4 separate regions of the Homo sapiens genome follow, and all the other regions are linked to region 2. Evidence: chromatin contacts called from ENCODE Hi-C or POLR2A ChIA-PET data. All regions are on one chromosome and are shown on one strand. Each heading gives the region's core, a stretch centred on a gene start or an enhancer-like site at or near the end of the contact. The rest is flanking DNA. Distances are from core to core; before and after follow the strand shown. Region 1 holds the start of TRAPPC6A (trafficking protein particle complex subunit 6A). Region 2 holds the start of CCDC9 (coiled-coil domain containing 9). Region 3 holds the start of ALDH16A1 (aldehyde dehydrogenase 16 family member A1). Region 4 holds the start of RELB (RELB proto-oncogene, NF-kB subunit).

Evidence for each region. Hi-C counts contacts between places; a loop is a spot of excess contacts on that map. ChIA-PET counts read pairs that join two places held with the same protein, here RNA polymerase II (POLR2A). Pooled maps may share reads with other maps.
Region 1: a loop to region 2 is called in a map with no recorded cell type, with 17 times the contacts of the local background. The contact joins the promoter of TRAPPC6A here to the promoter of CCDC9 in region 2. A Hi-C loop is called at or near these places in 1 of 37 single-sample maps with no recorded cell type and 6 of 50 pooled maps. POLR2A ChIA-PET finds 5 or more read pairs at or near these places in 1 of 52 experiments (GM10248).
Region 3: a loop to region 2 is called in a pooled map, with 17 times the contacts of the local background. The contact joins the promoter of ALDH16A1 here to the promoter of CCDC9 in region 2. A Hi-C loop is called at or near these places in 9 of 50 pooled maps. POLR2A ChIA-PET finds 5 or more read pairs at or near these places in 2 of 52 experiments (B cell and Caco-2).
Region 4: a pooled map shows a loop between it and region 2 (11-fold over the local background). The contact joins the promoter of RELB here to the promoter of CCDC9 in region 2. A Hi-C loop is called at or near these places in 2 of 50 pooled maps. POLR2A ChIA-PET finds 5 or more read pairs at or near these places in 2 of 52 experiments (B cell and T-cell).

What each region holds. Positions count from the first base shown.
Region 1 is chr19:45,176,878-45,179,577 of GRCh38, forward strand. TRAPPC6A (trafficking protein particle complex subunit 6A) reads right to left here and starts at 1,360. Exons shown (of 6, transcript NM_001270891.2): 1 at 1,258-1,360. The coding sequence starts at 1,341. BLOC1S3 (biogenesis of lysosomal organelles complex 1 subunit 3) reads left to right here and starts at 1,907. Exons shown (of 2, transcript NM_212550.5): 1 at 1,907-1,954; 2 at 2,411-2,700. The coding sequence starts at 2,420. RefSeq lists enhancers at 738-1,681, 1,694-1,763, 1,834-2,153, 2,694-2,700 and silencers at 1,114-1,333, 2,504-2,700.
Region 2 is chr19:47,255,051-47,257,816 of GRCh38, forward strand. It overlaps CCDC9 (coiled-coil domain containing 9), which reads left to right and starts at 1,475. Exons shown (of 12, transcript NM_015603.3): 1 at 1,475-1,559. RefSeq lists an enhancer at 824-1,733 and silencers at 1,624-1,733, 1,944-2,183, 2,224-2,273.
Region 3 is chr19:49,451,975-49,454,775 of GRCh38, forward strand. It overlaps ALDH16A1 (aldehyde dehydrogenase 16 family member A1), which reads left to right and starts at 1,251. Exons shown (of 17, transcript NM_153329.4): 1 at 1,251-1,447. The coding sequence starts at 1,358. RefSeq lists enhancers at 1-146, 1-50, 61-110, 1,844-2,801.
Region 4 is chr19:45,000,198-45,002,956 of GRCh38, forward strand. RELB (RELB proto-oncogene, NF-kB subunit) reads left to right here and starts at 1,267. Exons shown (of 12, transcript NM_006509.4): 1 at 1,267-1,488; 2 at 2,752-2,759. The coding sequence starts at 1,383. RefSeq lists silencers at 1,091-1,500, 1,821-2,100.

The DNA.
Region 1 (2,700 bases), core at 110-2,609, 2.1 Mb before region 2:
AAAAAAATTGGCCGGGTGCAGTGGCTCACGCCTGTAATCCTAGCACTTTGGGAGGCCAAGATGGGCAGATCACGAGGTCAGAAGATGGAGACCATCCTGGCTAACAGTGAAAACCCGTCTCTACTAAAAAAAATAATAATAATACAAAAAATTAGCCAGGTGTGGTGGCGCCAGCAGCGCTTGTGGTCCCAGCTACTTGGGAGGCTGAGAAGTGGGATGATCGCTTGAGCCCAGGAGGTCGAGGCAGCAGTGAGCCATGACTGCATCACTGCACTCCAGCCAGCCTGGGCGACCGAGCAGGATGCGCGTGCGCGCACACACACACACACACACACACACACAGTCCCGGGCCAGTCACGGTAGTTCACGCCTGTAATCCTAGCACTTTGGGAGGCCCAGGCGGGAGAATCACTTGAGCCTAGGGGTTCAAGACCAGCCTAGGCAACATGGCAAAACCCCATTATCTCTTTTTTTTTTTTCCTGAGACAAGTCTCGCTCTGTCGCCTAGGCTGGAGTGCAATGGCACAATCTTGGCTCACTGCAACCTCCGCCTCCCAGGTTCAAGCCATTCTCCTGTCTCAGCCTCCCGAGTAGCTGGGATTACAGGTACCCGCCATCATGCTCGGCTAATTTTTGTAGACACGGGGTTTCACCATGGCCAGGCTGGTCTTGAACTCCTGACCTCAGGTGATCCGACGGCCTCGGCCTCCCAAAGTGCTGGGAGCTACAGCGCCCAGCCGGCATATTTCATTTTATTATTTGACTCCCCTAGTGAAATGTAAGCTTCACAAGGAAGGGATTCTGTCTTAGAACGGTGCCTGGAATACAACAGACGCTCAATAAGTGGGTGTCGAATAAATAAATGTCCCACGCTGAGGCTTAGGTACGTTATGATACTCATTTTACAAAAGAGAAAACTAGGACACACAAAGATTAAGTCATTGGGTCGCACACCTAGTAAGTGGGGGAGGCGAGTCCTCAGCACACGCCCAATAACAGCATTATTATGATTACTAGCCGCTTACTCAGGCCTTGAGCTAAGTGCTTTACCCTGAATCATCGCGCTCAATTTAGCAATAACCCCGAGCCGGCACCGTCGCGAACGCCACTTTCCAAAGGAGGAAGCCAGGGCCAGACGTTGCCCTGCAAGGCCGGGGCTGGGCCGGGTTCGAACCCGGACGCCTGACGCGCCCTCCGCTCTCCCAGAGGCGTTACCTTGGTGGCCCCCGCTTCCTCCCCACGGAGCCCGGCGCTCACCCCCGGGCCGGGGTCGGGGTCGTGAGCCCACAGCTCAGCCACCATCTCCGTGTGAAGAAACTCAAACAACACAGTATCCGCCATGCCCCCTCCTCGCACGCCTAAAGATGCGCCCAGCGCTTCCAGCTCTCATTGGCCAGGCTTGGTAAGCCACGCCTCTTGCGTCATGGCGCGAGCCCTCCTACTCCGGCTTCCATTGGTGTTTTAGACTAGCCCCGCCTCCCCGCCCCGGACTCAGGTGGTGTGCGCGTGAGCCTGGGACACTAGGGGGCGGGCCTACGCCTTCTCTGGCCACATGTGGCAACATCTTCTGCTCTTACTGCCGTCCCTTCCCTATTTCCGGGTTCTCGAGCATTCCTATTGGCCAAATTACTGGTTACACGTGACATACTCGGCTTTTAAAATCCCTATTGGTCCACTCCAGACTTTCCTCGTCGCACAACCTGGAAGAGCCGGCCCAGCTGTTTCTCTATTGGCGGTTCCTCCATTCATGTGACTCTTCTGCACGCTCACTCAAAGCTGATGCTGAGAACTTGCTTCCTGATTGGTAGCCGGGCGAATCCACGTGACTTGGCCGCTAATGCCCGCCCAACCCGCTCCCCTATTGGTTGAAATCACAGCCCTTCAGCTGCCACGGTGAGAACGCAGCACTCGGGTTAGGAAGCGGATCTCGCAAGCTCCGAGCGTCAGCTGCCGGGTACGGTCTTTGGCGTTAGCGCTTCTCCCATCCCATGAGTGCCCCCAGCAGAGTCCAGTCGGACTGTCATCCTTTCTGCGACTCTGGCGCTGGTCCCGAGCAGCTCACGGGCCCGTGTGCTTCCGGGTCTGAGATTGGCATGGTGGACCAGGTGGAGGGTGTGGCCTCTACTAGGAGGCAAATTCGTAAAGACCTCGGCTTGGGACTCCGGGAACTCGGGCCCCAGATCCTTGTTCGAGCTGGTCTTCAGTTTCCCCATCTGTACGCTGAAGAGCCTGGGGTCCAGTAACCCCCATCATCACCCAGTTTACAGAAGAGGAAACTGAGGCCCAGACGGGGAGCAGCTGACACCAAGTCGTTAAGAGAATCAGCGAAGGGGCTGGGAATCCAGGACCTGCGCCTTTTACCCACCGCGGCGCCGGTCTCACGTGCAGTCCCTTCGCTCTTCTCCCCTAGTTCGGTGCCATGGCGTCCCAGGGTCGTCGGCGGAGGCCCCTGCGGAGGCCGGAGACGGTGGTGCCGGGGGAGGCGACCGAGACGGATTCCGAGCGCTCTGCGTCCTCGTCGGAGGAGGAGGAGCTGTACCTGGGTCCTTCGGGCCCGACGCGCGGCCGCCCCACGGGGCTGCGGGTGGCTGGGGAAGCCGCGGAGACCGACTCGGAGCCGGAGCCGGAGCCGGAACCGACGGCCGCGCCGAGGGACCTGCCTCCACTCGTGGTGCAGCGGGAATCGGCGGAGGAGGCCTG
Region 2 (2,766 bases), core at 225-2,724:
CAAAGTGCTGGGATTACAGGCATGAGCCACTGCGCCTGGCCAGTTATTTATTTTTTTGAGACGTAGTCTTGCTCTGTCGCCCAGGCTGGAGTGCAATGGCACGATCTCAGCTCACTGCAACCTCTGCCTCCCGGGTTTAAGCGATTCTCCTGCTTCAGCCTGTAGCTGGGATTACAGGTGTTACAGGTGCCCGCCACCATGCCTGGCTAATTTTTGTATTTTTTAGTAGAGACAGGGTTTCACCACGTTGGTCAGGCTGGTCTCAAACTCCTGACCTCGGGTGATCCACCCGCCTCGGACTCCCAAAGTGCTGGGATTACAGGCGTGAGCCACGGCGCCCGGCCTATTTTATTTTGAGACGGAGTCTCTCGTTCTGTCGCCCAGGCTGCAGTGCAGTGGTGCAATCTCGGCTTACTGCAACCTCTGCCTCCCGGGTTCAAGCGATGCTCCTGCCTCAGCCTCCCAAGTAGCTGGGATTACAGGCGCCCGCCACCATGCCTGGCTAATTTTTGTATATGTATATTTTTTGAGACGGAGTCTCCCTGTGTCGCCCAGGCTAGAGTGCAGTGGAGCGATCTCGGCTCACTGCAAGCTCCGCCCCCGGGGTTCACGCCATTCTCCTGGCTCAGTCTCCGGAGTAGCTCGGACTACAGGCGCCCGCCACCACGCCGGGCTGATTTTTTTTGTATTTTTAGTAGAGACGGGGTTTCACCATGTTGGCAAGGATGGTCTCGAATTCCTGGCCTCAAGTGATCCGCCCTCCTCGGCCTCCCAAAGTGCTGGGATTACAAGCGTGAGCCACTGCGCCCAGCATTTTATTTTATTTTCGAGAAGGGGTCTGCTCTGTCGTCTAGGCTGCAGTGCGGTGGCATGATCTCGGCTCACTGCAACCTCTGCCTCCCCGGTTCAAGCGATTCTCCTGCTTCAGCCTCCCGAGTTGCTGGGATTACAGGCGCGCGCCACCACAACCGGCTAATTTTTTTTGTAGAGACGGGATTTCACAATGTTGGCCAGACTGATCTCGAACTTCTGACCTCAGGTGATCCGCCCGCCTCGGCCTCCCAAGGTGCTGGGATTACAAGTGTGAGCCACCGCCCACGGCCGGTAGAACATCTGAAGCTTCTAAAGCGAACTCTAAGGTTTCATTGGCACGAGGGGGCTCGAACCACGCCAGGCTTCCAGGCGTCAGTGCCCAGTGCTTGGCATCTACTGATAGAAACCAGGAATGAGGGGCTGGAGGCGGAAACAGCTTGAAGAAAGAGGTAGAGGCCAGGGAGTGAGGACGGTGTCTCCTTTTCCTGGAAGTTGGTAATTCAGGCAGAAGGAAGTTGGATGAGCTTGCGGAACACCCGGGGGGCCAGTCGGCCCCGCTCCCGCATCCATCGCGGAGGCGCGGCCCCTTTAAGGCTCCCGGAAACGGTCCCACAGGACCGGAAGTGACCCTCTTTATTTCCCTTCCTCACGTGGTGCAGGCAGGAAGTGACGCGCCTGGCCCGGGAGCTGCGGTCGCAGAGGCCGACGGAGCCGGAGTCGCGGACGCCGCGGGGTCTCCGGGACAGGTGACCTGGGGGAGGGGGCCGGGAGCGCGCCCAGAGAAGGCGGGGCCTGAAGCCCCACGTGGCGGGGAGTGCGAACAGGCCCGGGCGGGGTCGGAGTTCTCTGCGGGGGGCGGGGACAGGACGCCCACATGGGAAGCTGGAGGGGCGCTGGCGGGGCGGGCCGTTGGGTGGGTGGGCAGGGTCGGGGCGGGGCGTGGCCAGAGCCTGGGCCGGCGGCTGTGGGCGGGACCTAAAAGTTGTGGCTGGACTGTGGGCGGGGCCATAGTGTTGCTTGTTCAGCTGTGTGGCGGGGCTCGGACGCCGGGCGGAAGCTCTGTGGGCGGGGCCAGAAAGTTTTGCCTTACTGGAAGTGGGTCCAGATTCTTGGCCGGGACGTTGGGGGCGGACCCAGAGGCTGACGCAATGGCGGGGGCGGGGCCACAATGTAGTGGGGGAGCCAGGGGGCGGGGCCAGGGTGCTGGCGGGGAATGCTGGGGGTGGAGCCAGAAAGTTTCGTCTGAGCCACGGGCGCGGCCAGAGCGTTGGCCGGGAGGCGGGGAAGCGGGGAGTTGAGCCAGAACCCTGGGGAAGCCATGGGCGGGGCCAGATGCTGACGCAACGAGGTGTGGGAGGGAGTCAGGGGGCGTGTCCAGGAGGTTGGCCAGGCCAATCGGAGGCGGGGCCAGAGGGTTGACTGGGCAGGCCGGGGGCGGGGCTGGAATAATAATAAGAGATGGTAGGGGCGGGTGTAGGCTGTTGCCTGCGAGCCAGGAGGCGGGGAAAGAGCGTGGCTGGGAAAGTCGGGAGCGGGGCCACATTAATGGCCCATGGGTGGGGGCGGGGCCAGAAGTCTGGCGGGAAAGGCGGGGCCAGAAAGTTTTTTCCCGAGCCGTGGGCGGGGCCAGAGCGGTTTCCAGGATGTCGGGGACGTGGCCCTGGCATTCCCAGCCGGATTGAGGCTGGAGCTTTGCACAGAAAATCTGGGGCGGGCCTGGGTAGTTTTGTCCTTGTTGGGGCGGGTGGAGTATTCAGTGGGGCAAAACGCCAGTTCCAGGAAGCCTCGCCAGTGAGTTCTGGGCCTGTGTACAGAATCCTTTCGGGGGAGGCGGGAGGCTGTCGACCTTCCGTAGGGCGCTGGAGACGGGACTAGGACGTCCCTGAGGAAGGCGCGGGCTTGGAATGTTCTCTGAGAGCTTGGGCAGCCAATAAGAGTGGGGTTCGGACTTTC
Region 3 (2,801 bases), core at 1-2,500, 2.2 Mb after region 2:
TCCTGTATCTATGAAAGCCACACTTCCGGCTGGGCGCTGTGGCTCCTACCGGTAGTCCCAGCACTTTGGAAGGCCAGGGCAAGAGGATCGCTTGAGGCCAGGAGTTCGAAACCAGCTTGGGCAATACAATGAGATAACGTCCCACACCCCATCTCTTAAAAAAAAAAAAAAAGCGCCAGACTTCCACTCTTTCCACAACCAAAACTGGCCCCCTTACTTTGCAGTGAAGGTTGCATTTTCCAAACCTTAATCTCAATGTCCATCCTAAAAGGTACCCTTTTTATCTTTGAATTATCACTTCCTGCCAGCTCTAGATCCTAATACGTCCAGATCTAGACCCGCCAGGTCTAGATCTAGATCTAGACCTCTAGTCAATATAATTAGAAAAGCTGCACTTTGAGGCTGGGAGGCCGAGGTAGGAGGATCGCTTGAGCCCAGGAGTTCGAGACCAGCCTGAGCAACATAGCAAGATCCTGTCTCTACCAAAAAAAAAAAAAAAAAAAAAATTAGCCAGGCTTGATGGCACCTGCCTGTAGTCCCAGCTACTGTGCAGGCTGACGCAGGAGTAATGTTTAAACCTGAAAAGTCGAGGCGACAGTAAGCCGTGATCGGACCACTGCACTCCAGCCCTGGGCGACAGAGGGAGACCCTGTCTCAAGAAAATAAAAGGTAAAACAAAACCTGCACTTCCTGCTACTATAAAACAAGGCACTGGGAAGACGCATCAATAGGACGACCCTTTTTTTTTATTACTATTTTTTTTTTAGACACAGTCTCCCTTTGCCACCCAGGCTGGAGTGCAGTGGCGCGATCTCGGCTCACTGAAACGTACACCTTCTGGGTTCAAGTGATTCTCCCGCCTCAGCCTCTTGAGTAGCTGAGATTACAGGCGCGCACCACCACAGCTCGGCTAATGCTTGTATTTTTAGTAGAGACGGGGTTTCACCAAATTGGTCAGGCTGGTCTCGAACTCCCGACCTTAGGTGATCCGCCCGCCTCGGCCTCCCGAAGTGCTGGGATTACAGCCAAGAGCCATCGTGCCCGGCCACGCCGATCCTCATAAATCCGGAGCCCTCCTAACTATTCGCAAAGTACCCACATCGCCGTCTCCCCTTCCTCCCCGTTTTAAGCAGTGCGCATGCTCCTAAATACGCTTCCCCGTGGGGGACGTAGGCGGGGCCATCGGGTCCTAAGGAAAAAGTGTGGGCGTGGCTGCTCTCTGTATCTTGTAGCCCCACCCCATTCCCATTAGCCCCGCCCCTTTGGGCTGGAACCGGAGGTGTCGCTCTTCGGACCTCAAGGTTCCCCTTAACACAGAGCGCCCCGCAGTCTTCGCGGAAAGCGTTCGGGGTAGGCGATGGCTGCGACGCGTGCAGGGCCCCGCGCCCGCGAGATCTTCACCTCGCTGGAGTACGGACCGGTGCCGGAGAGCCACGCATGCGCACTGGTGAGAGTCTGCCCGGCCGGCGCTGCTCGCTGCGTTCCCCAGGCCTGGGCGCCCGGTTTTTCGCGGGGAGTCCCGTCATCCACTGCGGTAGCTCAGCCGCTCCGCCTCTCTTAGTCCCCGTGATTCCCGCCGCCCAATAGGATCGCGCCCTGTAGGACGCTCCCTTGAGCCTTGGCGGTGGCAGCCTTTTAGTCTGTTCCGGTCTTCCCCACTGGTTCTCTTGCCCCTTGATCCTGAACTCCTCGTAGTGTTTCCGCGGTTTTCCTGAACTCCTCTAGACGCTCTCGTGATTCCTCAGGGTCCCCTCAGAACCTGACGCCACCCACCAGACCCCTTAGGATTCCTGTGAGGCTCCAGTGACCCACAACCCCCATTGTCTTTCCACGACTCTTCAAAACATCCTATGGCTTCCATGGGCCTCCAGAGCACCCCAGACCTCCTGAGGGACTCCCTTCATCCCTTTGATTACCCAGAGACCTTCAGAACTTCCATGGAGCCCCCGTGATCCCATAGGACCCCTCAATACTCGTGGGGTTCATGTGACCTCATCGGAACTCTCAGGAGCCTAGAATACATCAGGACTTCCGGTTTGGGTTGGGTTTTTTTTTTGTTTTTTTTTTTGAGCCAGGGTCTCACTCTGTCGCCCAAACTGAAGTGCACTGGCGCTATCACACCACTGCAGCCTCAACCTCCTGGGCTCAAGCCATCCTCTCACCTCAGCCCCCCAAGTAACTGGGACCAGAGACGCGCGCCACCACTCTCAGCTAATATTTGTACTTTTTCTAGAGACAAGGTTTCAGCATGTTGGCCAGGCTGGTCTCGAACTCCTGGCCTCAAGTGATCCACCCACCTCGACTTCCCAAAGTGCTGGGATTACAGGCGTGAGCTACTGCACCCAGCCACATCAGGACTTCCTGTAATTACTTATGGCCCCTCACAATACCCTCACGGGGCTCCTATGATCTCTCTAGCTCTCAGAATGTCCCATAGGGTTCCCATGATTGTTCAGGAACCCCTGAAGTCCTCGTGAGGGTCCCATGATCCCCTGGGGGTCCTCAGAACCTCCCTAGGACTCCCATGACCCCTCAGAGGCCCCCAGAACCCTCGTGGGGTTCCTGCAAATGAGTAGGGCACCTCAAACTTTCTGTCGTTTCCCCAGGCACTCTCAGAATTCCTTCACGGGGCTCTCATGATCCCCCAGGGTCCCCCAGCACCCAGGCGAAAGGAGCTTAGGCTTCTTTGAGGGGGAGGGCAGGAGGCCAGAGCAATGATCCAAGTGGAAGGAACTGGATCAGAACCCTGGCACAGCCTAGAACTTGGGGAGGCCAAGACGGGCAGATCGCCTGAGCTCAGG
Region 4 (2,759 bases), core at 17-2,516, 2.3 Mb before region 2:
TATACAAGCAAAGGAAAGACAACAAACCCTGCATCTGTGGTCTGAGAGCGCCTGGCATCCAACTTAGAACCTAATAGATCACCTAGTCGTTCTCAGGAATATGAGAGGCTTAGGAATGTGATCTAGCCAAATGGCTGCCCCTCTTTCAGCCTGAGTCCCTTCTGCAATAATCCTATCATATGCTTCTGGCGCTGGTGATAGGGATGAGCTCAGGGTTTAGGCACACAGCTCAGGATGTATACGGAGGCTACACTGCTGCCATTCGCAGACTGAATAACTGAGCTTTTGAGCTCAAAGTGGTCTGGGCTATTTATGGGTAACTTTCAGGGGCTGCAGGGAGGAACAAACCAATAAATAAAACATCCATGCATTCATCCAATAAACTTTTTTTTTTTTGAGATGGGAGTCTCGCTCTGTTGCCCAGGCTGGAGTGCAGTGGCACGATCTCAGCTCACTGCAACCTCCGCCTCCCAGGTTCAAGCTATTCTCCTGCCTCAGCCTCCGGAGTAGCTGGCATTACAGGCGCACACCAACACGCCCAGCTAATTTTTGTATTTTTAGTAGAGATGGGATTTCACCATGTCGGTCAGGCTGGTCTCGAAATCCTGACCTCGTGATGTGCCTGCCTCGGCCTCCCAAAGTGCTGAGATTACAGGCATGAACCACCGCGCCCGGCCTCCAATAAACATTTATTGGGCACCTACGGTGTTCCAGGCGCTGGTCTAGGCGTTGGGGTTACAACAACGCACAAAACATAAATTCTGAAGCTGACACGCTAGCTTTAAACGTTCCTTAAATATCTTCATCCTCAATTTACGGTTGAGGAAACTGAGGTGTAGCGAGACCTTGGAGGTTTCCGAAATATTATTATGGATGGCAGGTGTAGAGCCCTGCCAACCTCTCGATCCTGAAGCTCCCCTTCCAGCCTGAGAAACGGCAGGTTCAAGTCCCACTGGGAGACCAAAGCGGGGAGCGGCTCAGTTTGCCGGCTTGCTCAATGGGTAAGGCGTGATGGCTCTAAGCAGGCCTCAGTTGTCTCGTCCAGAGCAATGGGCAGCGACGCCTGCCCAACCCCTCCTGAGCGCCCAGCCTCCCTTTCCCGGCCGGCCCCGCCCCCGCGATCACGTGACGCGTGGGGGTTTTCCCGTTCCCCAGGCGTGACGTCACGGCGGGGTGCAGACCAATGGGCGCGCAGGCCGGCGGCGCCGGGGAATTCCGCCGCCCCGCCCCCGCCCGCCGCCCGCCCGGCCCGGCCCCGCGCCCCGCGCAGCCCCGGGCGCCGCGCGTCCTGCCCGGCCTGCGGCCCCAGCCCTTGCGCCGCTCGTCCGACCCGCGATCGTCCACCAGACCGTGCCTCCCGGCCGCCCGGCCGGCCCGCGTGCATGCTTCGGTCTGGGCCAGCCTCTGGGCCGTCCGTCCCCACTGGCCGGGCCATGCCGAGTCGCCGCGTCGCCAGACCGCCGGCTGCGCCGGAGCTGGGGGCCTTAGGTAAGCGGGGCTGGGGTTCAGGAGAGGGGTCTGGGGCGGGGCTGGAGATGCGGGGATTCTGGCGGTCCCGGAGTAGTCTGGGGGTTCCTATGGGAGTCTAAGGGTTTCGCGGGGGCAGAGTGAGGGTTCCTGAGACACTGTATTAGGGCGTAGGAAGAAGGCAGAGGGTGATGAGGGGGTACGGCCCGAGGTTCGAGCGAGGCGTCCCGCTGTAGAGTGAGAGGGGGCGGGGCCTGACCCTGAGGCAAAGAAGGGGGCGTGGCCTGACTCAGAGAAGGCGGAGCGAAAGCTGCTCTTGGGCGGTATCGGGGCGGGGCCGGGCCCAGAGAGGGAGAAGAGGGGCGGGATCCGACCCGGACTATGAGAAGAGGGCCGGGCCTGACTCAAAAAAGGAAGCAGGGCCCTACGCTGAGGGGTGAGGGGGCGGGGCCTGGCCGTGAGGGCAGGAAGGGGGCGGGGCCTGAGTTGGCCGAAAGAAGGGGAAGGGGCGGGGCCTGACTCTGGCCGAGTGGAGGGGAAGGGCCTGTTACCCAAAAAAGCAGGGCGGGGCCCGACACAGAGAATGAGGAGGGGGTGGGGCTTGCCTCCAGACGGAGAAGCGGAGCCTTGACATTGAAAAAATTAAAAGTGGTCTGACCCTGACAGGAGGATGTTTTTTTTTGTTTGTTTTTTGTTTTTTTCTTTTGAGATGGAGTCTCGCTCTGTCGCCCAGGCTGGAGTGCAGTGGCACGATCTAGGCTCACTGCAACCTCTGCCTCCCGGGCTCAAGCAGTTCTCCTGCCTCAGCCCCCCGAGTAGCTGGAATTACAGGTGCCCGCCACCACACCCGGCTAATTTTTGTAGTTTTACTAGAGACGGGGTTTCACCATGCTGGTCAGACTGGCCTCGAACTTCTGACCTCAGGTGATCCGCACGCCTCGGCCTCTCAAAGTGCTGGGATTACAGGTGTGAGCCCTTGTGCCCAGCGGGATGGGGACTTTTTAAACTGAGATTGAGATGGGGTCCCCTCCAGGCCCAACTTTAAGGGAGAAAAGGAGCGGGCCCTGAGTGTGATGAAGGGTGGGGCGAACCACAGAAACTAAAGGCCAGGACCTGTCCATGATTTAGCTGGTAAGCCTGGCCAGACGCAGGGGGGCAGTCAGGGCGAGGGGCCTGATCCAGAGGGGAAGGGCTAGAAGAGGAAGGGGTGGGGCTTCCTTGGGATATTCTCTGGTCCTCTGGCTGCCCCCCATCACCTCCTGAGACGTTTCTCCTTCTCTGCAGGGTCCCCC